Linked DNA regions of Homo sapiens: region 1 is linked to region 2. Evidence: chromatin loops called from intact Hi-C (ENCODE). Cell type or tissue: mesothelial cell of epicardium. All regions are shown on one strand. Each heading gives the region's core, and the rest is flanking DNA. Links, peaks and the distances in the headings are about the cores only.

Region 1 (2,834 bases), core at 61-2,560, 300 kb before region 2:
TGATACTTATCAGTCACCTTGGAAGATGTCAGGGATGAAAGGTGAATGATACATGGTTGTGAACTACAGGAAACACACAGTCTAAGGAGAGGCTTCAAATTCTAGTTGTGTGAGAGAAGAAAACTAATAAAGAGAAAAAAATTATGTAACCTTTGGCATGCTTTTTGTGGATGACTTTAACATATAATGTGTGTTTATGTATAATATGTCTATAAAATTCGTATTTTCTAAGATAAAGTTTTGAATTTCTAAATTATAATTATTTTGATTGCCCCTTCAGTTTCTTAGTGTGTGTCATTGCTGGTCAATGAAGCATACTAACAGACCAATCTGAGCAGTAATTGTCCTTGCATAAGCAAGATTTTTTTTTTTTTTGATGGTAATGAGTGATTTCAAAAATACGTTTAGGCTGGGTATGGTGGTTCTTGCCTGTAATCCCAGCAACTTTGGGAGGCCAAGGTAGGAGGATCACTCGAGGCCAGGAGTTCATGACCGTCCTGGTCAACAGAGTAAGACCTCGTCTCTGCAAAACAAAATAAAATAAAATAAAATAAAAAACTTAAAAAATCATGCACCTATAGTCCCAACTGCTCAAGAAGCTGAGGTGAGATTGCTTGAGGCCAGGAGTTAGAGGCTGCAGTGTGTGATTGCCCACTGCATTCCAGCCTAGGTGACAGACCAAGACCCTGTCTTAAAAAAAAAAAAAATCTAGTTAGAGCATTTTTTACTTGTTGCGTCTATATGGTCTGTCTTACCATAGATCACCTGAACGAAGTTAAAATATGTATTGCTACTACTTAATGTAATAAAGAGAATAGCTCTTCTTACATTAATGAAACTAGGCTTTCTTCATACCTTAACCTTCCTTTTTTTCATTAAAATTCTCTTGGTGACTCACAGAAAATTTAAAAAGAATTATGACAAATACTGTTAGTCTGTTTCCAAATAGAGGATATTGCAATGTCAAATATAAGGGGTAGATCATTGAGAAGGGATTTTATAAGGTCCTGGTTAAGACTTGTCTGGTGGTATGTAATAAATCTGTGTGGTAGGGGTGGATAGTGAGGACCTTGTCAGACATCTGCCAGCTATCTACATAGTTTCACTCCAGTGCACTTAATAGGAAGGTCAAGTCCTCTAAAATACCAGCAAGTACCCAGATGTTAAAGCCTAGAATCTTGCCTTGGACGTTTGACGTAAGAAGTATAACAGCTTTAGTGATAACTATTGAGTGCTTCAACTGCAGCAAATGATACTGTGGTTCAACATGCTTATGCAGTTCAATTTATGTCATCAGCTGTAGAGAAATTATAAATCCAACCAAAATCCTTTGCCTGAATGGTTCTTTTATGGAATTCCTCTAGTAAGGCATGTTTAAGTTTCTATTTATTTTAAATTTATTATATGTTTATAGTTTTGTTTTCTCTAACTTTTCCCACCATAATAATCCTTTGGGATTTTTATATCCTTTTTTTGGATTTCCATTTCACCATTCATCAAAGATTAGGACAGCATTCTGTTATGATTTATGTTTCATTTCTATTTGAGAGTTGTGGTAAAAGAAATGGTGGTACCATCAGGAAATGAAAAAAATAATAATTAAAAGTGGCAACAACAAAAATAAATAATAAATCTTAACTAAGAATGTTTCTGGGGAAGAAACCATTAATTTTGCTTTTGATGTATTGAGTTTTAGTTGCTATCAGGATTTCCAAGCTGAGTAGAGAAGCATGTATCAGTTTTGTTAATTATGCTTTAATTAATGTATAACCTACTGAAGAAAACTCACTGTGATTATTGCAACAATATCTGCCACTATTGGTTCCCAGCATTTACTGGTGCTTTATTTATACTTTTTATTTGTTTTATGAGGTAGGTGTTATTTTCCCTCATTTTATAAAAATTAGGTATTTTAATTGATTCGGATTATATAGCTGGTAGAGCTAGCATTTGAACCCAGTCAGGACTATGTTTAGAGCTTACACAAGGCTTCTCCTTGACCTGAAGCCTGTGGCTCAGTAAATGCTGGTTTGATACACAACCAGCACGTACTTCATGTCTAGAATACTGTATTCATTGTTATCATGGCATTTTGAATAAGAGTACTAGTTTGGGTTTATGTTCCAGTTATTCAGTTATAAAACTCTTTAATGTACATTGACACCCATGGCAAGTTTCTTTTTAGGGGGAATGATCACTTGTAATCAAAGCTTTACCTTTGGCATTATGAATGGTGAATTATTCTACTATAAAGCCAGCTACCTGTAGTCACCACTATGTCTTAGGACACATATTAAAGCGAGGAGAAAGGTTTATATTGTTCAGCTGAATCTGTACTTAATGTTATTTATCTGAACACTGTAAAAGTTTGCTGAAAGGTTAATCTGAGGTTATTTCAATTTGTCTTTTCTTACTGGCAAGGTGGAAAACACTGTTTCTCAAAGCACTTCCTAAGACTTTCAGGATAATGTCCTCAGCGATGCCAAACCTCACTGAAAAGGATTTGAATGTAAACTCCAATAGAGAATCATGCTAGTCTTAAAAATTTTACCCTGTTCTTATAATCTCCTGAAACACTTTGTAAATTAAATTTAGTTCACATTTTTACCAAAAATCTTGTGCGTGTAGAGGCACATGCTGCAAAACAACATTTTGGTCAACAACAAACTGCATATACATATGAAGATGGTCCCATAGGATAATAACACTGTATTTTTCCTTTTTTTTTTTTTTTTTTTTTTTTTTTTTTTTTTTTTTTTTTTTTTGAGACGGAGTCTCGCTCTGTCGCCCAGGCTGGAGTGCAGTGGCGGGATCTCGGCTCACTGCAAGCTCCG
Region 2 (2,834 bases), core at 105-2,604:
ACTGGAGAGGAATACCAGGAATGCGGTGCCTCAATCTGTTCTCACAAGACTTGTGGCTTGAAATTCACACACCCACAAGGTTTAGATAAGAGTCTACCCTGAGCTTGGTCCTTGTGGATGCTTCTCTAAGGCTTAAGAAGCATTTCCACCTTTCGATGGGTCTCCATCCCCATCTAGGCTGATATTTGTGCAGTGCAATAGTTGTTTTCTCATTAAGAAGAGGAAACAATGAGAGTGATGGAGGAAAAGTCAATGAAAAGCATGCCCTGCTTTGCGTTAAAAAAAATTTCTGGTAAAAATGTCAGTATACAACACATAAAAATTTCATTGACCTGATTCTACTCTTTCCTACTTTTGTTCCCACCCTACCAATAATCCTGTTTTGGAAGAAGGCTGCTTTACATAAACTCTAAATCTTATTTTCTTATGAGTGTTTTCTCGTGAGTCTTCTCACTCCTTTCTTTTGCTTCATTGATTTTGTAGAAAGGCTGCTTCAGAAATCAGCCACCTGCTCAGATTGCCTAGATGATAAAATTAAGCTCTCAACTGGTGTGAGCAGAAGTTTCAATAAAAAAATTCAATTCAGAATTCTACTCAAAGGTATATTGAGTTTAGACCATGGGATATGCTTTAGCTTCAGAACTAATTGCTTCTCAGGGAATCAATTATGTTAGGTTGATCAAATGTGACTGTAGGGGGACATGTATGTTTATTGACCAAGAGTTATATGGCAGGCACAATACTAGCTGCCAAAATAATGGGAATGGCTCACATTTATATTGTGATTACAGTGTACGGTCATGTTCTAAGCACATTGATCCTTACTACAAATCAGAGAAAATGTTGCTGTTGCTTTTTCTATTTTGTAGATGAGGAAACAGAGAGGGGTTAAAACATCTTTACCAGGACACACAGCTGTATGTAGCAGGACTGGGGTTTATACCTAGCATTTTGGCTCCAGAATTTATGCTCTTAATCACTCTACTGTGGTGTGTTTGTGTGTGTGTATGTGTGTTCGTGGGTGTGTATGTATTTTGCAAACAGTTTTATGAATCATTGTTTGAAAGAGGATATTTATTTTTGCCCCTGTTCAGTTATTTTCTGTTACCAACTGTATTACAGTCAGTACAGACTGTTTTGGTGTGCAACACATTACATCAAATCTTACTGGTTTGAAAAAAATGAATATTTCTGATCAGATCATTTCTCTGAGTTAAGAATCAGAGCACACCTACCTCGCTGGGTTTTCTGCCTCAAAGTTTCTTATAGTGCTGCAGTTTAAGTGTTGGCAGGAGCTTCAGTCTTATCTGAAGACGTAACTGGGAGAGGATCCTTCCAAACTCATTCTTGGTGGTTGTCAGGCTTCAGTTCCTCACAGGCTGTTGTTCTGAGGGCCTCAGTCTCTTGCTGGCTGCTGGCCAGGGTCCTCCTTCTGGTACTTGCCATGTGGGCTCCCCGTAGGCAGCTCACAACATGTCAGCTGGCATAAAGTATGATTTATTACAGCAGATATAAAATGTTTGTGTAGAATAAACCTGTTTTACTAAAATAGGTTAATTCTGTGGTGTTTATTCATTTGAACATAATTTGTATATTTTAAAGGCCCATGCAGTCATCTGTTTGGTAAAGGTGTTAGAAGGTAGTGTTTACTAGCAACATGCATGTTTAGAAAGTCTTTTCTTAGTCTTCAAGTAGCAGAGTCTACACTGTAGACCACACAACAGGTGTGAAATCAGCCTTTGTTAACTAACTGAATTTCTCAATCAAAACAAATCAATTCCACTGTATTTTAGATTATAAGTGAGTTATAGTCGGTAAGGATAAAGATTATTTCTTTATTTGTTTACATTTATATATATATAGGTTAAATACATAATTAAAAGGAAATATTTAAAGTTCTGACTCTTTCAAGTATTCAAGCATTGCTAATGTGCTTTAACCTTATTCATCCTGCACTCTAGATACATTTTTTTTTAAAAAAAAATGTTTTTTGTGTGTGTGTGATCACAGCATAGCCATTTATAAAAATAAGTTTCCAACTTTCCAGAGAACACAGGTGACAAGTGTTATTTGATGTATAAAGTAAGAGTATCATCAAGATGTTTACCTTCTTTCATTTATTGAGAATTTCTATGGATGAAGATTTATGCTCAGCTCTGTGGAGGATTCAAAAATAAATCCAGTCTCTGCCTCGTGGAAAGATTTAGAGCATTGAAATCAGAGAAACACAAAGTAATGTACTATAATTTCTCTGGGCTTCAGTTTTCTCATCTGTGTAACAAAACAACATTAATACTAATTTAATGTTTTATAAAACACTTAAGCTACATAATATATGTGATGTTTCTTGAACGTAATGAAGGTTTAATAAACACAACTGCTCACCTTGCATCTCTATGGCCATGTCTACTTGTCACTATAGGAGCTAGTAGGGGAGAGAGGACAATGGCTCAGATAATTGAAGCACAAGGTAGAGAGTGGCAAATGCCATATGAAAAGTAGATAAATTAGGAGTTTAGAAAATGAAGATATGTTTTTTTGGAATTGTTTCAAGATGATGGACTGAGCATATTACACAGACTCTGGCTCCCCCAATAGACCTTTAGAAAATATGGAAAATATATTGTTTGTGGAAAGTTAAGTTAAAAATGAGTTTAAAATAATTTGGATTGTTGTAAAGGATAGATTTTTTTTTCTGTATCTTTTGTAAGTTTGAGTTTCTGCCTATCCTGTGGGAAGGAGTCTTCATATTGATGGTCACTCTAATTCTGTCTTGGATGACTTAATAAAGTTTTCCTCCTAGCTCCAAAACAAGGTATAAGGACTGTAAATAT

The links. A loop is a pair of places that touch in the nucleus more often than their neighbours do. Peaks named below come from ENCODE experiments on the same cell type or tissue, not always from the same donor. Only the 100,000 strongest peaks of a DNase experiment are listed, where the experiment ranks them.
Region 1: it touches region 2 in a loop (21-fold over the local background); 1 of 110 quality-filtered maps calls a loop at or near these places.

Annotation. Positions count from the first base shown.
Region 1 is chr4:156,891,211-156,894,044 of GRCh38, reverse strand. All of the region lies in intron 1 of PDGFC (platelet derived growth factor C), which reads left to right. Among named protein-coding and RNA genes, the nearest start is that of PDGFC, 79 kb to the left of the region's middle. In mesothelial cell of epicardium, for the core only: no CTCF peak of the experiment used is centred there; no DNase peak of the experiment used is centred there.
Region 2 is chr4:156,593,424-156,596,257 of GRCh38, reverse strand. No RefSeq gene overlaps it. Among named protein-coding and RNA genes, the nearest start is that of LINC02272, 48 kb to the left of the region's middle. In mesothelial cell of epicardium, for the core only: a CTCF peak has its summit at 2,435; a DNase peak (open chromatin) is centred at 1,411.